Regions from separate parts of the Homo sapiens genome. Here region 2 is linked to region 1. A link is a loop called in an ENCODE intact Hi-C map of the cell type or tissue named here. Cell type or tissue: heart right ventricle. All regions are shown on one strand.

Region 1 (8,000 bases):
TGGGATCAGGGTGCCAGCATGATCAGAGTCTGGCAAGGGCCCTCTTTTGGGTTGCTGACGGCCACCTTCTCATATCGTCACGAAGTGGTGAGCAGAAAGCAAAGAAGCAAGCTCTCTTGTCTCTTCTTATAAGGGCACTAATCCATTCGTGAGGGCTCCACCCTTGTGACCTCATTATCTTTCAAAGGCCCCACCTAATACCATCACATTGGGCATTAGGATTTAATGGAACCAGGTGTGGTGGCTCGTGGCTGTAATCCCAGCACTTTGTGAGGCCAAGGTGGGTGGATTGCTTGAGCCCAGGAGTTTGAGACCTGCCTGGACAACATAGCGAGACCCTGTCTCTACCCAAAAAAAAAAAAAAAGTTAGCCAGGTAGGGTGGCAAACTCTTGTAGTCCCAGCTACTTGGGAGGCTGAGGGGAGAGGATCCCCTGAGCCCAAGAAGTCGAGGCTGCAGTGAGCCTTGATCACACCACTGCACTCCAGCCTGGGCAATAGAGCAAGACCTCTTCTTAAAAAAAAAGAAAAGAAAAAAAAGATGTAATGTATGAATTTGGGAGACACAAAGATTCAGCCTATAGCAGGGTCTTCCTCCTCTGCCTGTCCCCCAGCATCCTGTTTGCTGACATCGAGGGCTTCACCAGCCTGGCGTCCCAGTGCACTGCACAGGAACTGGTCATGACCCTCAACGAGCTCTTCGCCCGCTTTGACAAGCTGGCCGCAGTGAGTCACCCTGAGCCGGGGGTTGGGGTGGCCTGACCTGGGCTGTTGAGGGAGGCTGCTGTGGTCGAGGACCTGCTGAACCCCAGGGATGGGCATGTGCCTGGGTATATCCTGCTGAGCAGAGCCTGCTGGTGATGGGCAGAGGGGACCCTTAGGCTGCGGCTGTGTCCTCACGCCCTGCGTGGGCCCTGGAGACACACTTAGCTGGAGTTGCTTTCAGCACTGTCGCTGACCACAAGCGAGAGTGTAGGGAGCCCTCCATGCCCCCCATCCTTGGAAGCGGGTGGTGAGGCCTGCCGGTCACACTGCCCAAACCCCAGGGGAATAAGCTGTTTGTCTGGGGCATATTAGGGGCCATCAAGCTACATTCCTGATGAGATTGGCCAGACTGATAAGAGAATGAGTCTGAATCCCCAGCTGGCCTGCAGGCGGCTGTGTGCCATTCCCTAGCGGCATCCAGAAAGAGGACTCTTAAACGTTTGGATAAATTGGAAGTAACACTCCATGGCCGGGAGTGGTGAACGACACGTTCATTCCTTAGGCCCCTATTCACCCCTCCATTATCCTTTCCCAGCTCTAGGCCTTTGTAGAGTGATTAAATGTCAGTGGCCACTGACGGGTGGACACATTCCCCTTGGCCCACACAGGACGCCAGGCCGGGTTATTGATGAGAGGCTGGTGCCGTCAGTGCCAGTGCCAGGGCTTCTCTGGGGGCTTCCATGGTGGAGCGCATATACTTACCTGTGGATTTTGTCACTGAACTGAATGAGGTGAATAGCACCTGCTTGTCACTTGGGTCTCAAATGAGTCCAGGCCACAAGGGCACTTGAATCCCTGTTTCTCAACTATCTTTGGGAGCCAGAGTTGGACCGCTCATAATTGATGATTACTGATATTCTATCGCAATCCCACTGACGGATTGGTGGTGGCCTGCAGGTGGCCCTGTGGCACCTGTCACTCAGCAGCAGCTCTGTTGGATTCTTGGCACTCATGTGCTTGCTAGTTGAGCAAAATTCTTTTTTGATAAAAGTCTCAGACAGGCTGAGTCAGTGAGCTTTTGGTTAAAGCTCATTTCTGCCTGCTTCAGTCTTTTTGTAAAAGGAGGAGAATCAGACAACTTTTGATAGAATCTCAAGCAACGAATCAGAGTGACTCCTGGGGTGTGGAGGGGACCAGAGACCCTTGTACTGGGGCTTGGGGCCTTCCTTAAGCTGATAAGGCCACCCTGCTGGCTGAGCTGCAGTTCGACCAGCCAAATTCCTCTTGGGGCTCTGGAGTGGATCTTTAAAAGTGAGCTCCTGAGTCTGGGAGCTGGAATGCCGCTCAGGGCTGCCCAGCCCATCCCTCCATCCCCACAATCCCTCCCTCCCCAATGTCTCCTGATAAGCCTGTCCCAGGACCATGCCGAGTTCCGGCGTGGGCCTGCGCTCACTGCCCTAAAAGGCAAGTTATTCCAGGCACGGGGTGAATCTTTTTGCTTCTCGTTTCTTTCCCTCCCACTTCTCTTTCCTACTATTTTTAATTTGTAAAATTAATTTGCTTTCCAGGAGAATCACTGTTTACGTATTAAGATCCTTGGGGATTGTTATTACTGCGTCTCGGGGCTGCCTGAAGCAAGGGCTGACCACGCCCACTGCTGTGTGGAGATGGGCATGGACATGATCGAGGCCATCTCGTAAGTGTCCACCCCCCGGGTACCGTCTCCCTCCCTGGGACTGTCCACAGCCCGAGCGACTGACTGACCTGCCGGCTGCCTAGTTGGAGGCAGGGAAACAGTGGGGTGAAACTGTCTGCCAAAAGGTGCCCAGCCAAGCTGAGGGTTGGCGTGTGCCACCAGACTTTCTGCCTTCTCCAGGGTTCCTGTTCCCTACAGCAGCCTGGGCAGCTTTTCCCAGAGGAAGTGTGTGGGAGGGGAGGGCTCTGCAGACTCCAGGAGTGGAGGAGAGGCTGGCAGCCATGTGAGGATCCTGTGCCGTGTGAGGCCCTTGCACTTCCGGGGCCTCATGTTTCCTACAGACACCCAGCCAGGCATCGAACTGCTGGTTCCACTTCTTCCCAGATGTGAAAGGTTGGGCTCATAGGGGTTAGACAACTCCCCAGGGTGCTACTACCAGGCAGGCGGATTCAAATGCAGGTGTTCCGCTTAGAGAGAATCACCCTGCCTGTGAGCCATAGCAAAAAGGCACTTTGGCCAATTCATGGCTATCACTGGCCACAGAAGGAGCCCTGGTCATTGAAAAACATGGGTGGTGCAAGCTTATGTGACAGCCAAGGGAGCAAGTCAGAGACTTTGGGCTTTAGAAATAGCTTGGGCAGGGGCAGAGAAAAAAGGCACAGAGGGCAAGGTCAGAGGCGGGAGTGGCTGCCAGGAAGGCAGCCGGGTCCGTTGGTTTGGCTCAGTTCTACTTGCAGCACTTGCCAAGTGTCCCCAGCAAGCCTGAGCTAGACAATCAGTCTCCCCGGAAGCACAGAGCCTTAAGGGAGAGAGACCAGGACTCCTGGTGCTCAGATACAAGGCACGTCATGTGGACACGGCGAGGTAAGGGAGGCAGACTATTGAAGGAGGGCCCAGGAGGGGACAGTTGATTCCACTGAGAGGATCAAGAGAGTTTGCCTGAAGGAGGTGGCCGTGGAGTTAAGCCAAAAAGACAGAATGAGCCATTGTCAAGCTAAGCAAGTATCCAAAGGCACTGTGGATGGAAAGTATTTCAGTGAAGGTATTCTGCTGCAGTGGAGGTATTTACCAAGTTGATTCAGGACAAGAGAAATGATGGGTGACCTCAGTCTCCCCTGCAGTGGGTGTCAGCCTCTTGCTGATGGCGTGGGATGGGGTCAGGGAGTCTCAGTGGTGGTCCCACCCACTGGGGCAAGTCAGACTGCTGGTCCCCTGGCTAGCTGAGTGCGCCCATGCCCCAGGTGTTAGGGAGGGTCTAGGGCCCTAGAAAGTGCAATCTGAGTTCATCCATTACCCTACTTCCTGGCACCTGCACCCTCTCCTGCAGATGCTGGGCAGGTTCCCATGGGCCTCAGACATGCACCTGGAGATGTATGGCTTCCTTCCCAGTCTGCCTCCACTGCTCGCCCAGCATGAGGAGTTATAAGTGCATACGGAGGGCCTGCCCTGTCTACTGGGAGCTCCCAGATATGGATATGTGGTGCATGTGGCCGGGACCAAGCTTTCCTCTAGGGCATGGAGCACCCTAAGCCCCTGCACCTGCCCAGGCTCCCCTTCCCTCCTGAGCAGGCCATACCCTTGAAACCTGGGTAACCAGCTTTTGCCATCACCCTGCTAACATCTTGGAAGCAGCAGTGTGGATAAATCCAATAAAAAGATAATCCAAAAGCCATTTCTGTCTTACCCACAAGAGCATTATACAAATAGGGTTTGGAGTGGTGGTAACTTCCCTGTTTAATTCAAGTCGGCCCTAACGTGCATTTGCATTTTTCCAATCACAATTTAATTGACAGGGCAGTGCTGGCCAGAGGTGCCCTCCTGGAGGGGAAGCAGCAGGGCTCTAGGTTTTAGTGTGGCACCGCGCCACCTTGTGGCCAGGCCGGGAACAGCCCCTTTCACAGCCGACTGCACCTGCCGCCCGCCCCAGTGCCCTTCAGGCTGAACGTTCTTGGACTCTAGGGCTGGATGGGAGAGAGAAGACTCTTTGACCCCCGCACCTTCACCTTCCCTGCACCTGCAGCCTCACCCCCATTCTGTGTGCCTGGCCTCCAGCCTTCTCCCAGCTTTACTCCTGCTCCATCCCCAGGTTGGTCCGGGAGGTGACAGGGGTGAACGTGAACATGCGTGTGGGAATTCACAGCGGGCGAGTACACTGCGGTGTCCTTGGTCTCAGGAAGTGGCAGTTCGACGTCTGGTCTAACGATGTCACGCTAGCCAACCACATGGAGGCTGGCGGCAAGGCAGGGTGAGTGACAGCTGTGGGTGGCTTGGGGCCCCGACCTGGGTTCCCACTCAAGCCCACCCAGGGTGACCATCCTGCAGAGGCGAGGCGGGGCAGGGTGGGGTGGGCAGGATGGGCAGCAAGCACCTGTGGGGGCGCTGGGGTGAGCACAGTGGAAGTAGAAATTCCTCTACTTGCCAAATCACCTGTGCCACCGTTGGCCAGTTGTGGGAGCATTATGTCACCCTTCCCTGAGCCTTGACCCAGAAGATATTGACCCAAACCATGGTGGCTGGTGAGGTGTGATAGACAGAGTTCTGGAGGAGGGAGGAATCACAGATAGTTTCTGGGATGGCTAGACCATAAAGGAGGCAGGACTGGGAGGGGTGAGGAAGGTGGGGTGGGAAGAGCCTGCTGCTAGGCGGAGGGAACACAGCGAGGCAAGGCACAGGTGTGGGGGACACAGCATTTCCAAGGAATGGGAGAAGAGCCGATGGCCTTTTAGGGACGGCTAGGAGAAACAGCGCCTGTGTTCAGAAGGCATGAGTGCCAGGCTCGTGAATTTGGACTCCGTCCTGTCGCGTGCAGGAGCCATTGCTGGCTTCTGAGCAGGAGTGAGAGGCTTGCAAAGTTTGCAAGACTGGAGGCCATGTTGTCTTGGGCAAGCTAATGTAGTGGTCTGTGCCAGGATGTTCAGTGTGAGACAGTGTGGTTGCAGTGGGCATGAGAGCCCACTTGATAGTAATGGAGGGTACCATGCAAGGTTGAGGTTAGGATTTGAGCAGAGCTTGGGGCCCTAGGGTTTGAATTGTGGTGAACCCACTAATTGCAGTTTGGTTTTTCACGGGGGCTGACATTATGACTTTGAGTTTTCTGCCCTCTCCACCCTGATCCCTGCCCCCCTGTAGACGCATCCACATCACCAAGGCTACACTCAACTACCTGAATGGGGACTACGAGGTGGAGCCAGGCTGTGGGGGCGAGCGCAACGCCTACCTCAAGGAGCACAGTATCGAGACCTTCCTCATCCTGCGCTGCACCCAGAAGCGGGTCTGTGGGCTGGGGGCCGGGGGGCTGAGGGGCTCCCTTCCTCCAGGGAGGAACATTTTCGTGACCTGCTGCTTCCTTCTCTTTCCTTGAGTGAAGTCATGAATTTCTTATGCAGTTGCGGTTCCTGCATCTTAAAAAGGACCCCGGCAGTTAGGCCTTGCAAAAAGGATGGTAAAGAGGGAATCTTTTAATAGTGCTTCTTTTGCAAAAATGCAACAGGCCTCAAATCAGTTAGCAACAAGACATCAGAAGTCCACAAGCTGGAAATCAGCATCAAGGGAGTCTGTGGATACCGTATATTTTATCTCCATCTCTCTCCTTTTCATTTGCCTTTTACTGGGGTGGACACTTGCCCTAATCTCTCTCTCTCTGATCCATAGATCGGTGTCCATCTCCACATGTGCCTATGTCTTTGTTTCTTGAACCTATTTTCCCCTTTCCCTTTCTAGTCTGTTTCTTTTTCCCCCTTTGTCTCAGCCCACACTTGCTGAAATATAAAGCTAAATTATTAGCAGACTTCAGTGTTCTATTTTTAATAGTGTCATGTTCCATGCTCTTAATTTTTAAAGCAAATCAAGAGAACATTTTCTATTTCTCCCTAAACTAAAATGCCTTTTACTTATGAGTCTTTCTGTGGAATTTATCTGCCAGTCAGTGCCCTTTGATAGAGAAAAGCTTCCCCATTTCTCTTCCTAAGAAGTGAAACGAAAGACAAAATTAGTCTGTGAGAAGAGTTCAGAGAGTCTTGGATGACAGCAAAGGTGATTTTTAAAGGGAGGCAGGCAGGGCTGTTGAGGGCAGGTGCCCGTGCCAAGAGGGACATCAGAGGGACACCTTATCCTACCATGCAGTACCCCAGGGGACAGATCCTGGCTCGGGGGCCCTTCATGGGAGCTGTGTCAGACCCTCCACAGGCACCAGGAAGAGGGATGGGGGATTCAGGGCCCTGTGGGGACAGCTCCTCATGGTTTCCTTGACACGTTTGTAAGCGTTGGCCAGTTCCTTGGCCATAGTATCAATGAACTGGGTCCTCCAGGCTCTTTACCCACATCTCTCAGTGCCTGGGTCACAAGGCCTCCCGCAGCTTCCTGCCCTAGACCCTGAGTTCCCTGGCTCTTGGTTCTTTTAGCTGGACAAGCGGTCCAAAAAGGATGAAATGGAGACAGAAAGAGTAACAGGCACCCCCACCAGCAATGTCAGCTGAAGCAGGCTGTGTCCCCACCGTCACCTCATCTGACAAGGGAGGGAGTTGAGGGGAGGGTTGCCTCAGGTCTCTAGCTCTCTTGCACCCATTTGGATGGATAGACAGACAGACAGATAGATGAGATCCTGGGGAGTGTGTTGGCCCATAGATAGCTGACTGAGACTCTGTGTATTTGTACAATGCCTGTCAGCTCTTGAATCTCATAACTTCACTGACCCAAACCTCTTTGGAAGTGGCCTCTTGGGCCCCGGGCCGTGTCCTAGTGCCCTCTCTGTTGTAGCATATTTTGGAGAAGTTGAGCAGAGGTTGTGATCCCAGGTCTCCTCTCCCTCCGGTACCCCCTGGGCAACTTCAGATCAGGCCCCACCCACCCTTGAGGCTGTAGCTAGAGCCCTACCCTGGCCTGCCCATGAGCAAAGCCTGATGTGACACCACAGCCTGCCAGGGACCAAGTTGGGAGGCTTAGGTATGAGTTGGCCTGGCTGCCTGGGAGACCCAAGCTCAGCCCTCGCTGATCACCCTGCCCCACAGAGTAGGGGGAGGAAGCACAGTGCGGGCAGCTGGGTGCGTCAGCTCAGGCCTTTCGGAGCCTAGGCCATCCAGAGGAGAGAAGGGCACCCAGGATAGAATCTTACAGTCGAACTTACAGGGAGAACTCCTTGCAAATGGCAGATGTTCCCAAGCTCTTTGCTTTCTCACAAGACCAACTCTCATCATCTTTTGCCACTCCCACCTGAGCCAGCCAGGGCTGGCATTAGGGAGTTTGGAGAGATCCAGGATGCTTGCCTGGGGAGTTCCAGGATCTGGGCCGAGCTCTGGCTCCAGGGCTGTGCAGAGAGGAAAGGGCAGCTGCCTTAGCCCCTTACCTGGCCAGGTACGATGTTTGGGGAAGGGTGAGGAGCCCTCCGCTTGGACTCCTCATCTCCCCCCATCTCTGTGTTCGTCTTCCAGAAAGAAGAGAAGGCCATGATCGCCAAGATGAACCGCCAGAGAACCAACTCCATCGGGCACAACCCACCACACTGGGGGGCTGAGCGCCCCTTCTACAACCACCTGGGTGGCAACCAGGTGTCCAAGGAGATGAAGCGGATGGTGAGTGGCTGGTGGGGCAGCCTGTGGGCAACAC
Region 2 (8,000 bases), 55 kb before region 1:
TTCATCATCTCTCATCTGGACCATTGCGCAGCCTTTTACTTAGCTCTGGGCCACCTTCCATACAGCTGTAATGCGACATTTCCAAAATTCAGGTCTGAGCACATCACTTCCTTGCCATTCTGGCCCAAAATACTGGCTTCCCCCCATCTTCCCTACACCCCTGAACAGCTGTTCTCTTCTGCCAAGCTTCTCTAGAATGCTTTCTGTCCCTCCAGTGTCTTGTCCCCCTTTGCTACTCATCTGCATTCCAGAACCCACCTCAAATATCACCTTCTCTGGGAAGCCTTCCTGGGTCACCTTCCAGCATTCAGGGATGGACTCTTTCCTTTCCTTTCTGGTGCTCCTGTGTGACCACACACCGTGACCAGCTGTTGTACTCTCCTGGTTTTATCTGTCTCCTCCTAGACTGGATGTGTCTCAAAACCCAAGATAGGCCTTATTTATTGCTGATGTTGCCAGTCCTAGCAGAGTGCCTGGCCTGCCATTGGGTTTAGTACATGTTTGCCTAATTAATGTTGTGTTGAAAGGAAATTCTTTTTTGCATCTGCAATAGGCCTTTTTAAGGGGGGTTACTATTTCCCTTGATTTGAATATCTCATGTTTGTCTATGACTGGGCTGGGCCGGGTCAGGATGAATGTCCTCCTAGGTAAGAGATGAGCTTCTCTGCGGCCTTGTAGATTTGTATTTTTTGTTGTTGTTGTTACTGTCACCTACTTTGCACTCTGTAGTTTACCCCCAGCCTCCTGCTGTGCTGATAAAATCCTGGGCAATTAATACCTACTCCCAAGTCAATGGATTTGGCTGGATTGATTTTTTTTCCCCTGGCTAGTTTCCCCAACCCTGGCATTTTCTATGAAAGTAGAAGAGGTCTCAGAGTCTAGGCTCATTTAAATAACAATGTAATAAATATCACATGGGCTCAAACATCACCAAGGAGGTAAATGTATTAAAAAGCATCGATGCATTTCAAAGCCTGATACCAATGATTTTCAGATTATTCTTGGAATAGCTCTCACAACCCACACACATGAATAATAAAATCTGTGTATACACATACATGTGTCTGTGTGTATCTACATCCTAATTCTGTGGGTTGTTATATTTGTACCATTGATTATAGGGACGCAGCCTTGAACCCGGTAATTTAATCAGTTTTTGTTGAATGAATGAAGTAGTGAAGAAATGAATGGACTGGAGCCTGAGGGAGTACCTGTTTCTCCTCTCCTTGAAGGTCCAGCACTTTCTTATGGATCCTAGTGTTTGCATGAGCTGTGCTGGGTCATGGCTCTGGCTGTCGTCTTTCTCTGTTTTGGAGTGGCCGGTTTCTGCTGGAGGTTCCCTTCCACGCTGACGGGCTTAAGACCTTGGGTCATTTGCATTATGATGAGAAGACCCAGCTGGGCTATATCTAGGAGAAGTTACAGGAAACGGGGTGGGGTCGGGGGCGCTGGCAGGCAGCGTGGGAAGAAAGTTTCTGCAGCCTGCAAAGTAAAAAAGACTGGTCAGGGGTGTTTCCTGGACGTCCTTGAAACTGCCCAAGGAGGGTGAGGTGCCCCTCCTTGGCTAACAGATTTGGGCCCATGGCTCAGGTAGCCTTGAGGGAGGGTCGGGGTATGGTGACCATATGATTTAGCAGCAAAACCAGGACTCTTTTGAGAGTGGAAGGAGAGAGGGTGCTGTTAATAATTTGTTCCAGACAATAGGCATAACGAGACTATGCTGAGCAAATTGAAACATGTCTCCTAAGTAGAAGATGGGCCAGTTCTGGGGGCACCCCAGTTCCTTCCAGAGAGCACATATGGGTGGGGAGTGGCAGCATGAAGGACAGTGTTCTGAGAAGCCAAGAGATGGCCAGGGTGGAAGATAGGATCCCTGGAGCCACTGGTATGCCGTGGGGTCTCTCTCACTGGGCCTCGGGGCTCCTGGTTGACGTTAAGGATGGTGGCCTCTGCCGAGGATGAGGGGAGCCAGGGCTCAGTGCCTGGGCCCCAGGAGGAGAAAAGTGTCAAGGCTGAGTCACCCAGCTTGGCAGCTGGCCCTGTGCCCTCCTGTCCACCTAAAGCTGAGCTGCTTCGGGCTCATTCATGCCTTTGAGCCTTTCCTGACCTCCTCCTGGCCTGGAGTTCTGAGGAGAGCTGCATCTTCTGGAAGCCTTTCCATGGGCCTGCTTGGGCTCTCACGCTCTGCCTCTTTGACGGTCCTGTGGCGCTGTCACTTAGGCTTTGACCTCAGGTCAGTGTCAGAACCTTTCTGAGCCTCAGTGTCTTCATCAATAAGATAGGGATAAGAGCACCTACCCTGGAGAGCCGTCTTGGGATTAGATACAGGGTGATGGTGGTGACGATGATTCTCAGCCTGTCCACGAAAGAAGTCTTTTTTGTAGACTATAGAGAGAGGTAAGAAAAACGAAAAATGGGAGAATTATCCTGATAGCTAGTATCTACTTTAACTCTGCAGCTCTTGATTACAGATATTATTCTCCATTTTACAGATGAGAAACTGAAGCACAGAGAGGTTAAGTAACTTGTCCAAGATCACACAGCCAGTAAGTGTTATAGTGGCATTTGGACTCCAGCTTTTCTAGCTAACTTGCGGCTGGATGGGTCCCCATGCAGGAGTTCTGGGAGCTGGAGGGGCAGGGGTAGGCATTCAGAACTTTGGTGGGTTTCCTCTCCCACCCTGTACACACCCCTGTCTCACCATCTAGGTCTCCAGAATGTAGAGGAGTCATGATTTTAGGCACCAAGACTATGTGTCTGGCTGGGGCTAAGTGAGGCTTATTTATAAAAGGTTTTAATAAAATAAGCACTTTGGCTCTATTAACGTTCCCTCCCTCTCCTTTCTCCATCCCCTCTACTTGCCCTGCTCCCACATACTCACAGCCACACACAGACTACAGCACTGGTCGTGCGTGCGTGTGTGTGTGTGTGTGCGTGTGTGTCTGCAGTGGACATTTTTTGCCCCTAGAAGGATGTGTACCGGCTTTCCCCTGCAGTGTGAATGTGTGGTTCTGGCTCCAGGGTGGCCTCTGCAGGAAGGGCAGCTTGCTTAGATAGAGCCATCCAGAGCTGTGCTTCTGCCTGGTTCTGGAGTTTCTTGCTTGTTTATTTACTTACCGGGGGTGGGCTGGGGTGCCGGCTGTAAGGAGAGGGGGGCCTGCGTTCAGATTGTTCAGAGCCATCTGCTGTTTGCGGTAACTTGCCAGGCAGAGCTGCTGGGTGGCTGGCTTTGCAGTGTTCCCTGTAAATATTATGACTTTGAGGACCAGGGTGGGGTCCCAGGGACTTCAAGGAGACTGAAGGGCTGGTCCTCCTTTGTGCCTGCACCCTCTGACAGTCCTGTTGTCCCCCTTCCTCTCCCGGGCCGAGGGGTCCTAGGACAAAGGTTGGCTCCAGGAATAACAAGGAAATCAGAGTGGTACTAGTGGCCTCTTCATGCTTCCCAAGTTAGAAAACTTGGGATTCAGAGACTGTCTGCAGAGCTGCACTTCAGAGTGGGAAGGTGGGAAAGAAGAGGTGCCCTGGAGCTTGAGGCTAGTTCCCTTGGCTTTACTGGGGAGGGGGCAACACAGGAATAATCTGTGGGCGTAGTGAAATTTAGATGGTCCAGCAGTCCCCTGGAGCTTGGTTCTGGGGTCAGAGGAAGGGCAGTGTCTGTGGACACACCTGGCTTTGAGTCCTAGTTCCGGCCCTTGTGACCTGGGCAAGAGCCCGAGGTAATGTATATAAAGGGCATAGCAAGGAGTGGCGAAAATACCAGCAGGGCTTCGCTTCTGGGGCCATGGAGCCAACTTGCTGTCTGCGGGTGGCTGCACTCGCCCTGACCCAGGGCGACTCAGTCATTGTGCCAGAGGAGCCTCTGTAGCTCCATGTTTTTGGTTCCCCTGGGTTGGAAGATTCACCCTCAAGTCTAACCCAAGTCCTTGATAATATGTACTGTCCAGCCAACCTGTTCTGTTGTCAGAGGGGACAGCAGGTCCCACCTGTACTTGTGAGCTAAAGGCTGTTTATTTTTAAATCTCCCTCAGGGTCTTTTCTTGGGGCCTAGTGACATCAGGCCCTCTGACTCAGGAATCTTAAGGGTCACATGGTAATAACATTTGGGAGTTTCTTATTGGGTTCACAACTGCAGGGACTAAGGAGCAGTCATTACTGTCCCGGGAGCATGGACAGACTCCCTTACCCTCTGCAGGGCAGAAAAGATCATTTACAAGGCCACCCTTGAGGAAGGGTGGGTGTGTGTTTGTGTGTGTGTGTGCGCGCGCGCACGTGCCTTGCAGAAGGGTGTGTGTGTGTGTGTGCATGCCTTGAGGAAGGGTGTGTGTGTGCACCTTGAGGAAGAGTGTGTGTGTGTTTGTGTGTGTGTGTGCGTGCCTTGAGGAAGTGTGTGTGTGTGCACGTGCACCTTGAGGAAGGGTGTGTGTGCGTGTATGTGTGTGTGTGTGCCTGCCTGCATGTGTGGATGTGGATATGGGCTTGTGTACATTTTCCTTTCCCTCTGGGTTGCCCAGTAGTTTAAACCCCCTAGCTGAGATGTGCAGGGGGCTCTGCACAGGGAGCCGTCGCTGTTGCTGCTGTGGAGATGAGCCTAAAATTAGCCCCGTGGGCGGGCACTTTGCCATCTGGCATTCCTCTCCCTAAAGAGCTTGTCCATCTCCAGTAAGGTGGGAGCCTGGAATACCAGGGCAGCCCCTATCTACCTCACCGTGGCATTGAGGCTGAGCTGTGAGCATCTTCACATTTTCCCAGGCGATCAGAAGAATCTTACCCCTCCCCGCTAAGCCTTGACAGTTGCCACATAAAGCCATGAGTGGAGAGAGTGGGCCTTCGCGCTTGCCTCAAGTGCACGGCCACAGGGACGTACTTCACATTCCCGAGGAGGCGAGGAGGGCAGCTGTGGGCCTGGCTGCAGAGGGAATGATGCCTCCTCCCTCCCTTTCTGACACACACTATGGCTACTGACTTGGCTTCCCTGGAATTTCTAGTCCTGGGAGCAGGGCTCAGATTTCCAAAATGCGACTCCTCCCTACGGCCTGGGCTGCATTCCTGTTTACGTGTGTGTCCCTGTCTACCCACTCACCCCTACCAGGACGGGGCTGGGACTTGGCCATTGGTTGTGCGTGGTGGTCAGGGGTCACCTGTTAGCAAGGCTCGGGGCCCTGGGGTGGCCATGGGGTGGGGGTGGGGGAGGCTGAGGATGGCTGGTGGGAGATATGGGCCTGGAAGGAGTGCAGGGCCCAGAGTGGATTTCATGTTAAATTGAATCTTCCACCTATGCTGTTTTATTTTTCTTTATTTTGTCATAAAATGCATATGACATAAAATTTATCTTGTAACCGTTTTTAAGTGTGCCAGTCAGACATTACGTACATTCACCATGGTGGGCAGCCACTACCAGAATCCATTTCCAGAACTTTTTCATCATTCCAAACAGAAACTCTACCCATTAAACACCAACTCCATTCCTTCCTCCCCCCAGCCTTTGGTCATCTCTAATCTACTTTCTGTCTCTATGATTTTGACTAGTCCGGGTACTTCCCACAATATTTGTCCTTTTGTGTCTGGCTTATTTCACTTAGCATAATGTTTTTGAGGCTTATCCCTGTTGTAGCATGTGTCAGCATCTCATTCCTATTGAAGGTTGAATAATGTTCCATTGTGTATAGATAGCATATTTTATCTATTCATTCATCTGACATGGATACCTTGGTAGTTTCCATCTTTTGGCTGTTGTGAATAGTGCTGCTGGGAGCATGCGTGTAAAAATATCTGTTTGAGCCCCTGCTCTCAATTATTTGGGGTATATAATTCAGAAGTGGACTTTCTGAATCCTATGGTAATCTTATTTTTCATTTTTTGAGAAACCACCATACTGTTTTCCACAGGGGCTGCACCATTTTTTATTCCCACCAGCAATGCCTGGAGGTTCTGATTTCTCCATTCTCACCAACACTTCATACTTTTTTAAAAGGCTGGATGAAGTGTTGTCCTTTATAGATGAGATGATGTTAGAGGACTTTTCTGGCATTAAAAGGATATCTGGTCCTTTGCTTGGGGATGGATATCTGGCTTAAGAGTGTCCCATGCAGAAGCAACAGCCAGATCAAAGGCCCTGGGGTGGGAATGTGCCTGCCGCCTATTCAGAAGAACAAGAAGGCCAGTATGGCTGGAGCAGAGGGACAACAGGGGGGCCCCAGGAGATGAGGTCAGCGAGGTAAGGGAGGGAGGTAGACCGCGAAGGGCCTTGCCCACCACCAGCTGGACTTGGGCCTTTCTTCTCCCTTGAGTGAGAAGGGAGCTATTGCAGGGTTTAAGCAGAGGGGTGATGTGATTCTGACTCACATTTTTAAGGATCCTCTGGTTGCTTTGTTGAAAAGAGAGTACAGGCCCAAGGGTAGAAGCCAGAGAGCAGTCAGGTGCCCAGGTGAGAGCTGACGCTGAGGAAAGGTCTGAGATGTGCAGCCTGGATCTAGTGCTGGCAGTGGCTCTCAGGAGCGATGGAAGCCAGCGGGAGATGTGTGGATAAGCATGCTAAACCGGCAACATGATTTGTGGGACCCTATGCAAAATGAAAATATGGGACCCCTTGTACAAAAAGTACTGAGAATTTTAAGACAGAAACAACAGAGTATTAAACTCAGTGTGGAGCCCTGTGCAGCTGCACAGATCACACATGCATGAAGCTGGCCCTGTGGCTAAACCATCCAGCTTCTCCCAGACCAATGAGCAGGGCTGGGATTTGGAGATACTCACTGTCAATGTCGTGCAAGTGTAGAGTTGGCACCTGCCATTGAGCCAATTCCCAGCCACGTCTTTGGGGAGAGGCTTCTGGGATTGGCTTTTGTGAGAAAGAGGTATAGTGATTTCTTCCCCTGAATGTGGCACAGGCCACAGGTAAAGACTTCCAGGAGAATGGAGATGAAGGCTTGTGGCTGAAGCAGATGCCAAGCTCCTGCCCTGACCCCTGGTGTACTGTGACGGAGACCTCTTGGCTCTGATAAAAGGGAAAAGTGAAAATCCTCGGCATTTACTAGAAGAGGGCAGAGCAAAGAGACTACTGCGCTCCAATAATAGAAGAGCTGAAACAGAGTATTAAATTCTTTTTTAAAGTGTGCTAGCACTTGGCACATATTATTGCCTATACTACTTCAACCACTCTATGGGGAAAGCTGTCACCACTGTTATCCCCATGATACATATGACAAAACTGAGGCTCAGACAGGTTAAGTAACTTGCCCAGAGTCACCGTATGAAGTGGAAGGGCTAGGAATGGGACCCAGGCTTGCTGTCTCCTTAGCATGTGCTCCTGACCTGTCATTAACCCTGATAAGCGTCAGTTCCTATCCCCTCCCTCTCCTGGCAAGTATCTCTCAGGCCGGATCTCCCATCCTTACAGGCCCATCTGTGTCCATCCCTTTCTCAGCGGTAATGATGTTGATGACATGTTTATTGAGCACAGTTAGCACTTTACATATGATAGCTTATTTAAGTCTTACACTGACCCAGAGAGTGGGCCCCATTTCCCAGGAGAGGCAGCTGAGGCACAGACAGGTACTAGCCATGGGGAGAGGTAAAGCACCTTGAGGGGACCTTGACATTTGCATTTCTCATGGGGAAGGACAGGATCTGAGGAAGGTCAGTGGAGGTGGCCTAGGCTCTGGCTTTTGTGGTGTGTGCTTGCCTGCCCTGATTTTAGGAGGGTGGCCCTGCCGGGCATCCTGACTTCAGAAGAGGAAGCCAACAGTGCCTTGTGTTTAGAGGGCTAAGGCAGTGGGCAGTTTTGTAGGACATCGTTTAGGTCATCTGGGCTTACAGGCCTCTTCTCTCTGCATCTCCCCTTGGGAAGCCCAGGATCTAAAAGCCTCCAAACGCCAGCTACTCAGGGCTTGGTTGTGGGGGATGGGATGGAATCCACTTGAGGGCAGAGGGCCTGGTGGTCACTTTCCCCTACTCAAGCCTGTTCACCACAGCTGGCTCCCTGTAAACGTTTGTGGTTGATA

Evidence for each region. Hi-C counts contacts between places; a loop is a spot of excess contacts. Peaks named below come from ENCODE experiments on the same cell type or tissue, not always from the same donor. Only the 100,000 strongest peaks of a DNase experiment are listed, where the experiment ranks them.
Region 2: a loop joins it to region 1, with 2.5 times the contacts of the local background. A loop is called at or near these places in 15 of 110 quality-filtered maps.

Annotation. Positions count from the first base shown.
Region 1 is chr3:123,325,288-123,333,287 of GRCh38, reverse strand. ADCY5 (adenylate cyclase 5) reads left to right here. Exons shown (of 21, transcript NM_183357.3): 4 at 613-724; 5 at 2,272-2,399; 6 at 4,486-4,644; 7 at 5,529-5,670; 8 at 7,826-7,966. Among named protein-coding and RNA genes, the nearest start is that of ADCY5, 120 kb to the left of the region's middle. RefSeq lists enhancers at 1,930-2,717, 3,939-4,438, 4,439-4,940. In heart right ventricle, a CTCF peak has its summit at 4,265 (motif pointing left); DNase peaks (open chromatin) are centred at 2,097, 2,414 and 4,267; H3K27ac peaks cover 7,741 bases.
Region 2 is chr3:123,380,227-123,388,226 of GRCh38, reverse strand. All of the region lies in intron 1 of ADCY5 (adenylate cyclase 5), which reads left to right. It overlaps LOC124909420 (a long non-coding RNA gene), which reads right to left and starts at 2,381. Exons shown (of 2, transcript XR_007096035.1): 1 at 2,299-2,381; 2 at 1,132-1,482. RefSeq lists enhancers at 1,469-1,969, 1,970-2,470. In heart right ventricle, a CTCF peak has its summit at 3,029 (motif pointing left); DNase peaks (open chromatin) are centred at 3,014 and 4,616; H3K4me3 peaks cover 1,527 bases; H3K27ac peaks cover 8,000 bases.